3 separate regions of the Homo sapiens genome follow, and regions 2 and 3 are each linked to region 1. A link is a loop called in an ENCODE intact Hi-C map of the cell type or tissue named here. Cell type or tissue: CD4-positive, alpha-beta T cell. All regions are shown on one strand.

Evidence for each region. Hi-C counts contacts between places; a loop is a spot of excess contacts. Peaks named below come from ENCODE experiments on the same cell type or tissue, not always from the same donor. Only the 100,000 strongest peaks of a DNase experiment are listed, where the experiment ranks them.
Region 2: a loop joins it to region 1, with 4 times the contacts of the local background. A loop is called at or near these places in 10 of 110 quality-filtered maps.
Region 3: a loop joins it to region 1, with 4 times the contacts of the local background. A loop is called at or near these places in 7 of 110 quality-filtered maps.

The regions. Positions count from the first base shown.
Region 1 is chr10:63,717,828-63,722,827 of GRCh38, reverse strand. No RefSeq gene overlaps it. Among named protein-coding and RNA genes, the nearest start is that of REEP3, 200 kb to the right of the region's middle. In CD4-positive, alpha-beta T cell, a CTCF peak has its summit at 2,646 (motif pointing right); DNase peaks (open chromatin) are centred at 1,987 and 2,617.
Region 2 is chr10:62,592,286-62,597,285 of GRCh38, reverse strand. No RefSeq gene overlaps it. Among named protein-coding and RNA genes, the nearest start is that of ADO, 210 kb to the left of the region's middle. In CD4-positive, alpha-beta T cell, a CTCF peak has its summit at 3,066 (motif pointing left); a DNase peak (open chromatin) is centred at 3,085.
Region 3 is chr10:62,435,505-62,440,504 of GRCh38, reverse strand. It overlaps a transcript of ZNF365 not described here. Among named protein-coding and RNA genes, the nearest start is that of ZNF365, 64 kb to the right of the region's middle. In CD4-positive, alpha-beta T cell, a CTCF peak has its summit at 2,655 (motif pointing left); a DNase peak (open chromatin) is centred at 2,694.

The sequences.
Region 1 (5,000 bases):
CCCTCCCTCCCTACTGCTAAGCCAAGTGAAGGAGTCCAAGCAAATCAGTCACAGGGACCAGAAATGCCTACGAGAAAGATTTGTATCTCACTTCCTGGCTGGATGTTTACAGAGCCCTGACATCACAGGCCCTGGTGCTGCTTCCAGACCATAGAGAACAACAAGTGTTCTTAGGAGAGCCAAAGAGCATCCACAGGCATTTGCTGGCATCTTTGCCTGGTTTCCATCCATCTCAAGAACGCTGAAGGCAAGAGACTGGCTGGAGCAGCATGCAATTACAGGGTGGGAGAGAGGGCTGATTAGATGGTTAAGCTTTAGGGAGGAAAAGGATGGACAGTGTTTTCCCATTGACCAAGGGAACCTGAAGAGAGTAGCAAGACATGCATCATCTGGAACAGACCCTGACCAAAAGAACTACTGCCTGAAGCCAGGGGTCCCCAGCAGGAAGAAGCTGTGTAGAGTGAAGCCCAGAACATGTGGGGCAAAAGCTGAGAGAAGATTTTCAGAAGCAACTGGAGAATGACCAGAATAGGAGGAACCCCCTGCATCCCCACAGGGTGCCCTGGAGAAGCTCTATGTGAATTCTCAGATTAACAGAGGGAATGAGTCCCAGCCAGTATTATCCATGAGAGAATCACATACAATACCAGCTAAGTACAGTGACACTTTGCTCCTCTTTCTCTGATCTGCATGCTGGATTCTATACTAGAGGAATTAGAAAGCAGGAAAGAGATGAGAAATAGTCAGAAAAACACTGAAAGAACAGTCATGCTCTCCTTCCTCAGAGTCAGAAGTAAGAAGAGTTAAGGAGAGAAGATTCAAGCTATATATGAGATTGGACTAAGTTTTTTTTTGGCTGGGGAGGGCGTTGTTTTGTTTTGTTTTTTTAATACAGGGTCTCACTCTGTCACCCAGGCTGGAGGACAGTGGTGCACTCATAGCTCATTGTAACCTCAATCTCCTGAGCTCAAGTGATCCTCCCACCTCAGCCTCCTAAGTAGCTGGGACTATAGGCATGCACCATCACACCCAGCTAATTTTTTTTTTTAATACAGACAGGGTCTTGCTAGGTTGCTCAGGCTGGTCTCAAACTCCTGGCCTCAAGTGATCCTCCCACTCAGCCTCCCAAAGTAGTGGAGTTACAGGCGTGACCCACCATGCCCAGCCCAGACTAACATTTTTAATACCTGAAAACAGGGGCTAGGCACAGTGGCTCATGCCTGCAATCTCAGCACTTTGGGAGGCCCAGGCAGGAGCCCAGGAATTCAAGACCAGCCTGGGCAACATAGTGGGACCTCATGTGTACCAAATACACACACACACACACACACACACACACACACACACACACACACACACAATTAGCCAGGTATGGTGCATATTCCTGTAGTCCCAGTTGCTCCGGAGACTGAGATTGAGGATCACTTGAGCCCAGGAGGTTAAGGCTGCAGTGAGGCAACAGAGTGAAACCATGTATTAAAAATAAGAAACCATGTATTAAAAATAAGAAACAAACAAACAAGGACTCTTGTTACAGCTGAATGTGAGCCAAAAGCTATGAAATCTACCAGAGATTGAAGTTACAGAGCACAGAAGGGAGATTTAGCATAGTATGGTTGAAAGCAACCAAGGGAGAAAAAGTTGTTTCCCATTTGTACCTCTCAGAATTTAGCCTTGGGCTAAACTCATGTTATGAAGCAGTTACCCAAATCAGGCAAAACATTACTATTTAATAAAGCTTGATGGTGGGTGTAGTCACCAGCCTTCAAGATGGCCCCAAGGATCCCCACCTACTGTTATTCACAAGCTTCTGTAATTCTCTGCCACACAAGGGGACCAGGGCTGGTTTGGTTGATCAATAACATATGAGAGTAAGATTAGATTATTTTAAAAGACTGTGGCTTCCTCTCTGTCTCTCACTCTCTTCCCCTCTCCTCTTGCTCTAGGGGAAGCACGTCCTGTGAAGAGTCCCACATGTCAAGGAACTGAGCTTCTAGCCGACAGCAAGCAAGAAACCAAAACCTGCTAACACGGGTGAGTCTGGAAGCAGATTCTCCAGCTCCAGTTGAGCTTTGAGATGACTGCAGCTTCATCTCACACTTGACTTACCTTGCGAGATACCCTTAGCCAGAACCACCCAGCTAAACCACTCTCTGCTTCCTGACCCTCAGAAATAGTGTGAGATAAATTTTTGCTGTTTAAGCTGCTACATTTTGAGGCGATTTATCCCACAGCAGTAGATAACTATTATAGTGTACACATAAATACTTGATATACAAAAAAAACTCATAATAATTTAAATATATAGCACAAAGTTTTCCCCCACGTTTACCATCTTGAAGCTAAAGTAACAAGAGCTCTTAGGGGTGAGGACATTCAGAGAATTTAGAAACTATCCCTGACTTGGATGAAAGATTCTTATATTCCCCTGAGAGCACACTCATAAAATAAACCAGGATTTAGAAATAAGAAATGCCATGAAATTAGTTCCTCTGAACTCAAATTATTGGAATAATCTATAAAATCAAAGGTCGCTGGTATAGGAGTCAAAGAGTGCCACCTGGGAGTGCCGCTTAATATTGCCATAGATACGGCAGGTAGCTACCAAAACAGATTCAAAAAGCAACACTCCTGCAATGCTCCTGACTGACACTAGATGGCGGTAAAGTTTTATCATGCAGTTAAATTTCAATTAGTCTGGCCAGGGTTAAAATAATTTAATGAGCATAAGGCGAAAAAATTAAAAGAACCCTTACTTAATTACTTAGTAAATACTATTTTTGAATTATTATTTCTAAGCTGGAATTAAAATTGAGTTGCTTATACTGATCTGTGACCTGAAACCATTTTTGAAAGGAGGTGGGTTAAAGTGTATTCATTATTCATTTTATAAAAATGAATAGTTTAATAATTGTAATCACTGCAGTATTAGCATCCATTCAGCTATTCCTCATCTGAAATTTGAGATGGTTTCAGCAGAATTGAGGCCCAGTTTACTTTTGAAAGATTGGTATTTATAAATAAGACTAGGAAAGTACTCGAATAATTGCAGGGCATTTTTCATTTCTCTCCTTCAAATTATTCCCTATTATAAGAGGTTGTCTGGCTTAATAATTAATAGCACAGACCTAGAACCAGACTGTGTAAGCTTAAATCCTAGCCCTACTTTAGATTATACCTCATGATCTACCTTATGAATGAGTCACAAATGAATTCATACACATAAAGTACTAGAAACAATACTTTTTCTTTAGAGATTCTATTTAAATATTAACCATTATTATCACTTCACATAAGTTCCCTGAGTCTGAGATAGAGCATGCTATGGAAATATACAGTAAAAACTGAAGCATGAAATCTAGGTCAATTTCCCAATGTCACACAATCAGCAGAATCAAAGTCCACAGATAAAAACAGACGAACACTACCACTTGGAATTGCCCTTTGCTATTGACATAGAGGGTCTGCTTCCAAAAACGACGAGTAAACTAGGAGTAGAACACAAACCTTCCAAATCACAAGCCAGTGACCTGTCCACTGCACCATGACAAACCAGGCTGATTTATTGACTGAAGAAACTCCTAAAAGACAAGTATTTGACAATATTGGCTGCTAGTTAAATGGCAGGTGAAATTCTAAAGTATTAACAGACACTTCTGTCCATTTACTGCATTCTGTTTATCACTTCATGAGGTTCTGCCTTAATTGCCTCAGAGAAGGGAGGATACAACATAATCCAGAAAACAGAATCTTCCTAAAGCTTAGGCCCCAGAAATGAGATAAAAGGTGTAGAAGGAAACCTGCCCTGTTAGGACAGAGCTTCCTCTGCTCCCAAGACTCAGAAGATTTATCTGATAGAGCAGAATGGAGAGATTTGAAAGAAAAGTGAAGACACCAGTGGGCTTCTGAAAAGGGACCCTGGGTCTAACCTACTTTTATCTTAAGCTGAGCCCTATATTTGGGGTCACAGGGAGGAATAATAAAATGTCCAAACACGTTTGGGGATTCTAGAGCTGAGTATCCTGCTCCCCTTTGGGTGGAATCTGGGAGCTATAGGACTCTCTAGTTCCCCACATCTGGCTTGTGCAGAAGTGGAAGGAAAATCTGTATGACATGTCTAGGCAGATGGTCCGCTAAGAGCTTCACAAAGTTCCAAAGCCACAGAGTGGTGTGGTGGCAGAGAATGGTGCCAGAAATGCAAGATGAGCATAGACCAGAGTTTCTCACAGTGCAGCTGGCGAAGAAGCATTCGAATATCGCCAACATGCAGAACGCGGCACAAGCAAAGCTCTCAGAAGCCACAGACCAGAAGAGGCTGGACCATCAGAAACAAAGGAGGGTACGGCAGGGACCCCCCCTAGAAAATGGGAGTATCCTTTAGGATATCAGTTTAGCTGTTTTCAAAGAGACCAACATAACTGAGCCTTAAACAAGATAGAATGCTCATTTCTATCCACATACAAGTTCAAGGTAATACTGGTCAGGGGGCTAGAGCTGCTCTGCACCACCAGATCACCCAGGAGCCCAGGTTCCTTTCATCTTGTTACTTTGCCACCCCACAGAATGCTATCCTTGTGCCCTCACGGAAACAAAGCCAACTCATCATCACCACATCCTCATTCCAGCCTGGGAGAAAGAGAAAAAGGGATGTGCAAAGCTGAGGGTTCAGAGATGCCATTTAAGGGCCTGAGCCAGGAGGAGGTACGCCGTTCCCACTTGCTGCCGACCTGCCAGCCTTAGACACATGTCCACACCTCACTTCAGAGAGGCTGGGAAGTGGGCAGCCTGTGCCTAGGTAAAAATAAGGTAGTTCTTTGACCAAAGAAAGAGTACATGGATATCTGCAGATAAGTGGTGATCTCTGCTATGCTCAGTGTCACATGAAGGCCAAGGTGGATATATACAGGGTACATACAGGGTAAGACTGTATTTTTTCCAATGCCTTAATGCTACATACACCACTCGAATCTTAGATACAACTCTGGGCATTGGGGGCAGGG
Region 2 (5,000 bases), 1.1 Mb after region 1:
TCCTCACTAAACCCTCAAATCTCTCACTTGCTGGCCTTCCCCCGGGCCTTTGTATCACCTCTTTGAGGTAAGACACTACCTCCAGAGAGTCCCTGTCTATGGAGGGCTGACACCTAGCAGTACATCATTGCTTATTACTGGCCTGGAGGAAGATAGGGTCTTGATGGGAGAAGGTAGGGCCTAGGGCACCAACTTCTCAAGGTTTTCTGGTTATAAGAAAGCTGAGACAACCACTTGGTCCACCATAAAAAGGAAAAGGAGCTATTGTAGAGCAGTTACGCTAAGGAAACACAGACTGAACCAGGAGTTTCAAAGTGATTCAGAAGCTGGTGTTGCTCTAAAGAAGCCTCAGGCCCAAGCTCTCTGGCCTGCACGGTCTCCCTCTCATGTTGAATCTGCTGCTGTCTGCATATCTGCTCTGCTCCACTCTCACCATCTACTAACTAATCTTTAATATACCTTCAAAAACCTGCCAGAGTACTTATGCTAGCTAATGATATCAACCCAGCTGGGGAAAGCCCTTCTCACCTGGCCACCTAATGGGCCACACAACAAGCTATAACTAGCCCATGCATGGGCCACCCTTGGGCCAGATGTTGCCTTGGACTGATCTGATTCCCTTAGTAGGGGGCTGCCAGTGGGCCAATCCCAGCTGGAAAGAGGCATTGAGTAGGGTGGGAACTGTCCATGTTCATAACAGAGAAATTGGCCATGGGGTGGGTGGGTGGCGGTGGGAGTGTGCCCGGGAGTAATAGAGGATGCTGACACCTAGGTCGAGAGTGAGTAGTTGAGAAGGGAAATGAAGGGCATCGCAGATTAACTTTGTCTTTGAGATCTTGTATATAAAAATGCTTTGCACACAGTGAAAGTGCTCTGAGGACTGTGATTGAAGAGTATAATGTTTCAACTAGCATGCAACTTTGCCTCTGAACAAGAGGAGAGTCAACACCAGGATTCTTTTGAGAACTGGACCCTGGTATGGGCGACTGGTGCTTGCTCCCCACAGGGCCATATGAAAAGTCTTATAAAACATGGTCCCAGAACCATCTGCATGGAGGGCAGAAGGAAGATTTATCCATTGGATTCTATCCCCTATTGGTAAAGGGGGCTCCACATTTCCATGTTACCCACATATGAGTCCGGAAATGAACCTTCCACTTGGAGGTCAAAGAGGCATTGAGAAGTATCACCATAGAGCTGTCTCATTGCACCTGCAGGAGGCTCCTCCAAACCATAAAGAAACTGGTTTCTGCTGTAGCATCTGGAGGTGCTGCTACAGAGATCTGGAAGCACATAAGAGGCCTCTAACACACCTAGTCATGATCACCTATGTGAGTAACGTTTTCTCTGAAGGACACACATTTTCATCTCTTCCAGGTTGTTTAATTCTATTTGTCATGCAAAAATATCAACTATGTCCATTTCCTTCATTGTCCTAGAAAGAAAACTCAAAAATATAAGTCCACATTTCAGTTGCTTATTCCTTGAGAGCACTAGTCTCTCTCTCTTAGATACTGACACACACACACAAGAGAACCCACTACGTGGGCCACCGCTGTGTTGCACAGCTCCAAAATGCACCATTCACGTCCTAATCTATGGAATTGTGCAGAGGCATGGGGCTGTTCCCAGTGGCCCTACTCACAATACTTCTCCTGGATTTTCCTACTGACATGGTTAAAGTAGAATGTACTTTTAGGTCAAAGTCACCACCAGGAGGTACAAAATCCCATCATTAGTCCTGTGTCCCTTTCTTAAAATGCTCTCAACCTTATGAAAATGTGAGCATACCTCAACGGGATGGCAGATTTTAATCTGCCATTAGTCGTTTTCATTTTAGTAAAGTGAAGAAGCAAGGCACTGATGGGAGTGAGAGTGGGTAAGGGAAACAGGTCACTGAGTACTGGAGGAGAAGGAGTGGAGGATGTGTGGCTGGAAGGCTCCAAAGACAAATTTCAGCCACTTCATGGTTTGAGCTGGAACTGACCTTTCTCAAGCTGGTATGAATCTAGTTCACTGTATGCAGAACTGTATAATTTTCCCAAGACTTCGTGTTCTACAACTTGGCATCAATCATCTTTGTGGCTAAATCTAGGCCTTTGTGGAATCTTCAGAAGACACATATAATGAGACCCTCAAAGCTAAGGACCTTCTCTATGAGTACTCCCTGGACAGCACTTGAACATGATCAGACAGGAATACTGATGGTGCTTGAAGTCATCTACGGGCACTCAGAATTTCTCAAGGAGTTTACAGTGCAAGATCAAGCAGTCCACACAGATTCTGAGAGAAACCAATAAGCAAATAGTCGTGTACCAAAAGAGTGGTATTGAATCAGAGGATGAAAGAGCAAGGTGAGAGAAATCAGAAAGATTATCTTAGAACTCAAGCCACGGAGGGTTAGCAATCCACAGGCCAAATTTGACCTACTGTCAGTTTTTGAAAATTTTATTGGCACACGGCCACACCAACCATTTACATATTGTCAGTGGCTCTCTGTCAGTAGTTGTAACAGAGGCTGTGTGACTTGCTAAGACTGAAATATTTACTATTAGTTCTTGACAGAATGAATTGACCCTTGGAAAATCTTAACCTCTGTGTGTGCCAATATTCCTACCTTGCTTCCTCATAAGGCATTGCCTCTTGAATTTTCAACTAAGTCATCCCAAAACATTAGGATGGAGCATTCAGACCACACTGCCTCAAGCTTTCCATTTGAGGACCGCTTCCTAGAGGGGCAGCAGCATTCATTCCATCAGTCCACAGACCCAGAGCATCAGCCGAGAGCCAGGCACCCTGCTAGGTAGTGGGAATAGGCAGATGAGTACGGCACACTCAGCTCCCAGCTGGGAAGTACTGAATTAAACTGTAGGTCTGTGTCACTGGTAACCACAGAGGCTATACAAGGCCATGCAAAGCAGTTCCCTGCGGCCTAGTCTTTCTTTCTCTGCTTTCTTTCTCTCTCCCTTGTTTTAAAAAAATCTCTCTCCCTCTCTTGCCTCCTCTTCCTCCTTGACTCTCTCCTGGCCTCCTTTCCTTTCTTTCTTCCTCCCTCTTGCCCACATCTCAGCCTGCCAGTGCCACCCAGTGGCTCTGACAGGCATTACTCAGACTTGCTGACTGCCCTCTAGGTTGGAAATGACCATGGGGAAGTCAGTAAGTGCCTATAATTAGGGATTCCAAAGCAATTAGACAGGTCTAGTGAATCTTTGCAATCCTCTGAATGCTCAAAGCATTAATATTAGCTTTTTAAGTCATTTATACCTAGGTATAAATGAAGGAACCCAGGAGAGGCTTTGTTAAGGGGAAAGAGATCAGGGAGGCCCTAATGATTAATGTTAAAGAGGTTACTGCATGTTGGCCTGGTGCGATGTTTCACGTCTGTAATCCCAGCCCTTTGGTAGGCCAAAGCAGATGGATCACTTGAGCCCAGGAGTTCGAGACCAGCCTGAGCAACATGGCAAAAATCAGTCTCTACAAAAAACACAAAAATGAGCTGGGTGTGGTGGTGCATGCCTGTAGTCCCAGCTACTCAGAGGGCTGAGGTGAGAGAGTTGCTTGAGCCAGAGGGGTGCAGGCTGCAGTAAGCTGTGATGGCACCACTGCACTCCAGCCTGGGTGACGGAGTGGTAAGACTCTGTCTCAAAAAAAAAAAAAAAAAAAAAAAAAAAAAAAAAAAAAAGGTTACTGCATACTGTTCTGAGCAAAAATTTCATTTGGTATAGCTGACAATACAGTATTATACACATAAAAGTTTGTTAAGAGGATAGATCACTTGCTAAGTGTTCTTACCTCAATAAAAAATAGGTAAATAAATATAAAATTGCATTTGAATTGGTTCAGGGGTGTTATTTAGATAGTATATGATATGGATGTAAAAAAATGTGAAATGACAGATTTATGACTGTAACCAGTTTATTGGTCCATCTTAATTCTTATAATGGATTAACATAAAATGATAGTATTTTTTCTGATCACCATAATTAATTGTGGTCTCTTTAATTCCATTTCCTGTCCTCTAATAACACCTTAGGTGAATCTAGTGGAGTCAAGGGAATGGCCTCTCACATAGATGCTGCCCCTACAAGGCTTTGGTAGCAAAACCCTCAGATTATTGCAGGGCTGAGCTCAGACCCTTGTTGATTCTCTCTCCCTTTCCTACAACTCTTCCCATAAGGAACAGACTGCAGGGGTCGGGTGTGTGTGTGTGAGTGTAGTTGATAACAGAAGGGCTGTTTCCAGGGATATTTAATAACTGGAGGGGATGTGTCTGGTTCCAAATTTAAGCCACTGTCTTTAGAAGGAGGGGTACTGAGCACTTGCTGTTTGGGACAATTCTGTGAGAACAGGAAAAAGTTCCACTCATCTAATCATAGCCTTGGCGCAAACAGTCTTGCACTGTGCACAGATGAATGCTCATTAGTGTGAGGGCGGCTGTGGCACCAGGATGCTGCCTTTCCATGTCATCCCAGCATCCAACTCATGGATACTGGTCATTATAAAGTGATGCTTAAACTGTGACTATGATTTTCTCACCTACCAAGTGATTTTCTCCCCTAAGAATCTGGGTCTCAGAATTCTAGTATTTCAATAGCCACCAAACTTGTGCAGAGTCTAATGGAGGTTCTGGATGGCACTGTATATTAGTCCGCTCTCACACTGCTATGAAGAAATACCTGAGACTGGGTAATTTATAAAGGAAAGAGGTTTAATTGACTCACAGTTCCGCAGGGCTGAGGAGGTCTCAGAAAGCTTACAATCATGGCAGAAGGGGAAGCAAACACATCCTTCTTCGCTTGGTGGCAGGAAGGAGAAGAATGAGAGAAGTACCGAGTGAAGGTGGGGGAAAGCCCCTTATAAATCCATCAGATCTCATGAGAACTCACTCACTATCATGAGAACAGCATGAGGGTAACCGCCCCCATGGTTCAATTACCTCCCATCGGGTCCCTCCCATGGCACATGGGGATTATGGGAACTACAATTCAAGATGAGATTTG
Region 3 (5,000 bases), 1.3 Mb after region 1:
CTGGTAGACATAAAGATAGAAGAAAAACCTCTGCCCTCTAAAAGTAAATTTTTATGCAAAGAAGGAAACAACAGACATTGCAGTCTGCTTGAGGGTGGAGGTTGGGAGGAGGGAGGAGCAGAAAAGATAACTATTAGGTACTAGGCTTAATACCTGGGTGATAAAGTAATATGTAGAAAAAACCCCCCATCCCGTGACCCAGTAACACAAGTTTACCTATGTAACAAACCTTCACATGTACCCCCGAACCTAAAATAAAAGTTTAAAAAAAAAGAGAAAGAAACAAGAAGAGGAGATACAAAAATAAATAAATAAATAAATAAATAAATAAAACTATGCATTCATAAAGCTTATAATTATTAGCATTTGCATGGCAAAATGAGCCTAAGGTATCCTCTGACATACGTGCATTTTGTATAACAGACTCCATAGGCAAAGTTCCTTATTCCAATTTAGCAGTCTCTTAGATAAGCATATGAGACTAATTTCAAGAAGTCCATTTTGTGCGGGAGAAAGTGCGGACAGGACAAAGGAAAAACATGCAGATTGCACATGTTTATTTAGCCACCACTCTGTCTCAAGCACTGGGCCAGGTTCTAAGAAGTATCAAAATTAAAAGTGAGATGATATTTTTGAGGGATTTTAATATTTAGATTGTGTCAGTTAGGATATGTTTGGCTCTCAGTAACAGTACACCAAATTATTAGTGGCATAAACAATAAAGACATTAAATTAAGTAATAGAAGATATAAGAAGCTGGAGGATGGTCATTTCAGAGCTGATTTACCAGCTCCACATTGTCAAGGTCACTGGGTTGACATCTTCAAGAGTCCCTTGGGTTTCCCATTTTGTTCACAAGATAATTTTGCAGATCCAGACATTAAATCCTTTATAACCTCATGCAAAGTCAGGGCAAAGGAAGAGCCACAGCTATTAGAGGGCTTGCACATATGCTTTCCCATCTTTGTTATAAAGAATATGTCTTTCTCAGAAGATATCAGTGTATTTCCCCTATGCTTCATTGGCTAAACCGAGCTACACATCCCATCCCTAGCTGCAAGAGAATCTGGGAAAGGGAGGCATTGTTAGGTAGTGAGTCAACATTTTTTTTTTTTTTTGCTAGAGTTGAAATAATCATAAAATTCTAAGTAAAGATTATTTAATCAATTGCTCAATCACGTGAGTGCTTCTGGAATAAACACAATGAAGGAATACACATGGCATGAGGAAAATGTAAAGAGAGAGAGGAAGACAGAGACCGAGAAGAGAAAGAATAGACCCATTATTAGTTGAAAGATGAGAAGAATTTAAATTGGTAAAGATGAAGGAGATTTCAAGTAAGGGAGAAAAACTAAGAAAGTGGGAAATGGAATTAAAATATCTATACTGACCAGAAACCATAAGTGTAGTATCAACAACAGCAAGGTGATAGTCTTACCGATATTCATACCATTAGAATAATTTTATTTTCCATGCTAAATGACCTTAAATGAGCACTATTTTCTATTTGAAATGTGTTTGTGTGTGTATTTCTCAAGAAGCACTCTAGCTAATTAGACAAAATGCTTGCAAGTTAGTGAGGCTGTAATGCAGAAGGAATAGAGACCAGGCAAATTCTTTCTGCTTGATGCCTACCTTAATAAAGCTTTCTAAGTACTGTGAGAAGCATACTGAGGAAGGATACTGGTGCTAGATACCATTCATCAGCTATTGCAAGCTTCAAAGGCACCGAAATGCTGAGTTATGAGGATTTTGCCAGAATCTATTCAAGTGGAAAGCACCCGGAGTAAGGCACAGTGTGCCTCTGAATCTTCTGCTTACATAAGAGAATAGCAAAGGCCTTAGATAAGGGAGTGACTTGATCTAATGTTATATCTCTTCCTTAATGCCAGTTATTCTGTATCTGCCCTTCATGTTTTTTTCCTTTATCTATCTTGTTAACACTCAAAATTACTTTATGTATGTGTTTGTTTACCTGGTTTTTGTAGTCTTTCCCCTTTCAATAAAAACTCTATGTGGCTGGGCATGGTAGCTCATTCCTGTAATCCCAGCATTTTGGGAGGCCAACGCGGGTGTATCACTTGAGGCCAGGAGTTTGAGACCAGCCTGGGCAATGTGGCGAAACCTCATCTCTACTAAAAATACAAAAATTAGCCTGGCATGGTTGCTGCGCCTGTAATCCCAGCTACCAGGGAGGCTGAGGCACGAGAATCGCTTGAGCCTGGGAGGCGGAGGTTGCAGTGAGCTGAGATAGAGCCATTGCACTCCAGCCTGGGTGATGGAGTGAGACTCTGTCTCAAAAAAAAAAAAACAAAAACAAAAACAAGAAAATACTGTATGAAAACAGATATAATATTCCTGTTCTCCATTGTATCTTCAGTCCTTGTCACAGGATCTGTGGACTCTCAATATTTATGAAATGAATGCATGAGTGAATAAATGCTCCTATCTGTTAACTAATTTCCCATACACAGTTACTTGAAATCTACAAAGCTGTCCAGCACCAGCTGTTATTCCAACAGGCCCATGCTATGCATCACGACAGAAGAATGATGTTGGATGTAGAGCGTGTTCAGCAAATAAAACTCATCAAACCAAATCTCACCAGGCGACCAATAAAAGAAAGATTAATACCTACATAATCAAGCCTGTGGTTTGTCTTACTTTAAAGTATGTGGATAGATTATCAGCTGTCACCCCCTAGTGGTAGAGAATATAATTATCAGGGCTGCTTGTTTCTGGTCAAAGGAAGGAAAAGAAGCCAGGAGATTTACAGAAAAGTGCATTTGCTACCAATCTCACAACCTTTAAATTGCATATACTATTCACACACACACGTACGTATATGTGTGAATTTAGAAGGAAAAAGCTTTATGAGTTACACCTTACTCTGATGATCTGGCTGTTTGTTAACTGCCTGGAAAACATAACATGAGATGTAAATAACTTGCTAAAAACTCGCTTTAAACTTTGTCTGCTTCCGTCATTACAATTCCTTATGAAATCCCTTCCTGAGAAAGAATTAAAATAGCTATTTATTCTCAAAGCCTCTTAGAGAAGAATATTGATTTCCTATTTAAAATTTGACATTTACTCTATGACGTGCGTAGAATTTCCAGAAAGCAAGGAAACCATGACGAAGTTACCCTAAAGCTTGATATAGATCAACTTTTTTAGATAAATTTCAGAAAACTACATTTTTTAAAGACAAAAAAAGTTAAATTCAGCCAAACTGCTACTTACAAATCATTAGTCGCAAAACAGCCAGTTGCTTAACTGAATTCAACCACATACATTTCCCTGCCTCCACCCAATCCTATTTTCCAAAACACCCACAGACACATATATTTGTATCTATGGGTATAGATTGTGGAAGACTTTAAAATAAACCATCCAAAATGATCTCTGATTCTGAAATCACTGGAAACAGAGAATACATTTCTCATACATACATTTAAATGTGGTATTTGACTCTCCCTCTTAGCTAGAGAGAGTTTATGTGGAATTTATAAGAAAGTTTATAGTCAGAAGTCCATCTGCTTATAGGTCTTGTTTGAAATGCTTGGTGTGTGTGTGTGCTAGCCACATTTTTTGGAGCACTCGTTGTTTACGGTGCATTGAGCTAGGCATTTAACCCTCCTAACCAACTTATGATATAAACAGTACTATCATAACCATCTTACAGATGAGCCTGCTCAGGCATATTAAATTCCTGGCACAATGTTACCAGCTACAGGGCTAGATCTTACTAGATCCCAATTGGTTGTCCTTCCATCATTAGCTTTTTCAGTTAATTGGCTCTGCTCAACAAGAAGCAGGAACTTAGTAAGTGCAATGATGTTGGTCATGAAGGGTGCTGGCAAGATTCAAAAGGCTTCAGGAAATATTCATTTCTTAGTGAATAAAAATTTCTTGGTGAAAATCTTCCTGCCTTAATGAAATAATGAACCTAATTAACAACTAAGGTCTTGTAAAGCATCAAAATTATCCTTTTTAGCATTATATTTTTATGTGTTATTACAAATCTGGATATGTTCTATAATTTTATTGTGTAACTAAATCTCAATTGTTATTTATTTTTTTGCCAGTGGCTTTTTTTTCTCCTAAATATAAAGAATGATTCCCTGTACCCTCTTTTAACTTCCCCAAAATAATCACTTAGTTTAATTAAGGGTTCTAGTTACTTTAGTACCAGTTAACCAACTTTTTACCCTATTTAATTTATATGGCTGTTGGAACTTTCCTATTTGTCTAGAAGAAAATTCCCATGGCCTGGAAAATTGCTTGCTTGCCTGGTGGGATTGCCAGTTACACGCTAATTATAGTATCTTTTATAATACATTAGATGGTGGTGGCTCCTTTATATATATATAAGTGAAACTCACAAAGACGTTCAGACCAGTGCATCAGTAAGGCTGAATAAGAAAGAAAAGTAACAGTCTTAAAGTATTACGGTATTACAAAAAAAACCAAATACCCATGAAGTAAAAATTTTGAAGAGTCTCAGGTGTGAAATCCTACATTCCAAGCATTAAGTTAAAAGGACAAAATACCACAGAACTGTCAGAATGGGTAGCCTTCTTTTGCACCAATGCTGAAATATCATTTTTTATACAACTAGTCTTTTGCTAGATATTTCAGATAATGACATCAAATTTGAGTAGGCTGTTTATCCACTTTGCCTATGGGGAAGAGACTGGTTTTTAAAAGAAATGAGTTTGTTTTCTTGTTATGGAAGAATTTAGGCATTGCCAGAAGTCTGGATGGAAATGTAGCTGTAAATATCCATGGTAAAAATAATATGCATGGTAGCTAAAAGAATGGATGAGAATTGGGATTGATTTTTCATTTCTGATGATCAAGCCATTATAGATCTCCCTTGATTGGGAACAAGCCATTTTTCCATAGTCTTTGTCAGATGATATTAAAAGTCTATGGTATCTTGCTATTATTGGCCGAGTGTTATCCTTTAATCTCCTGAAAATGGGCTACTAACATTC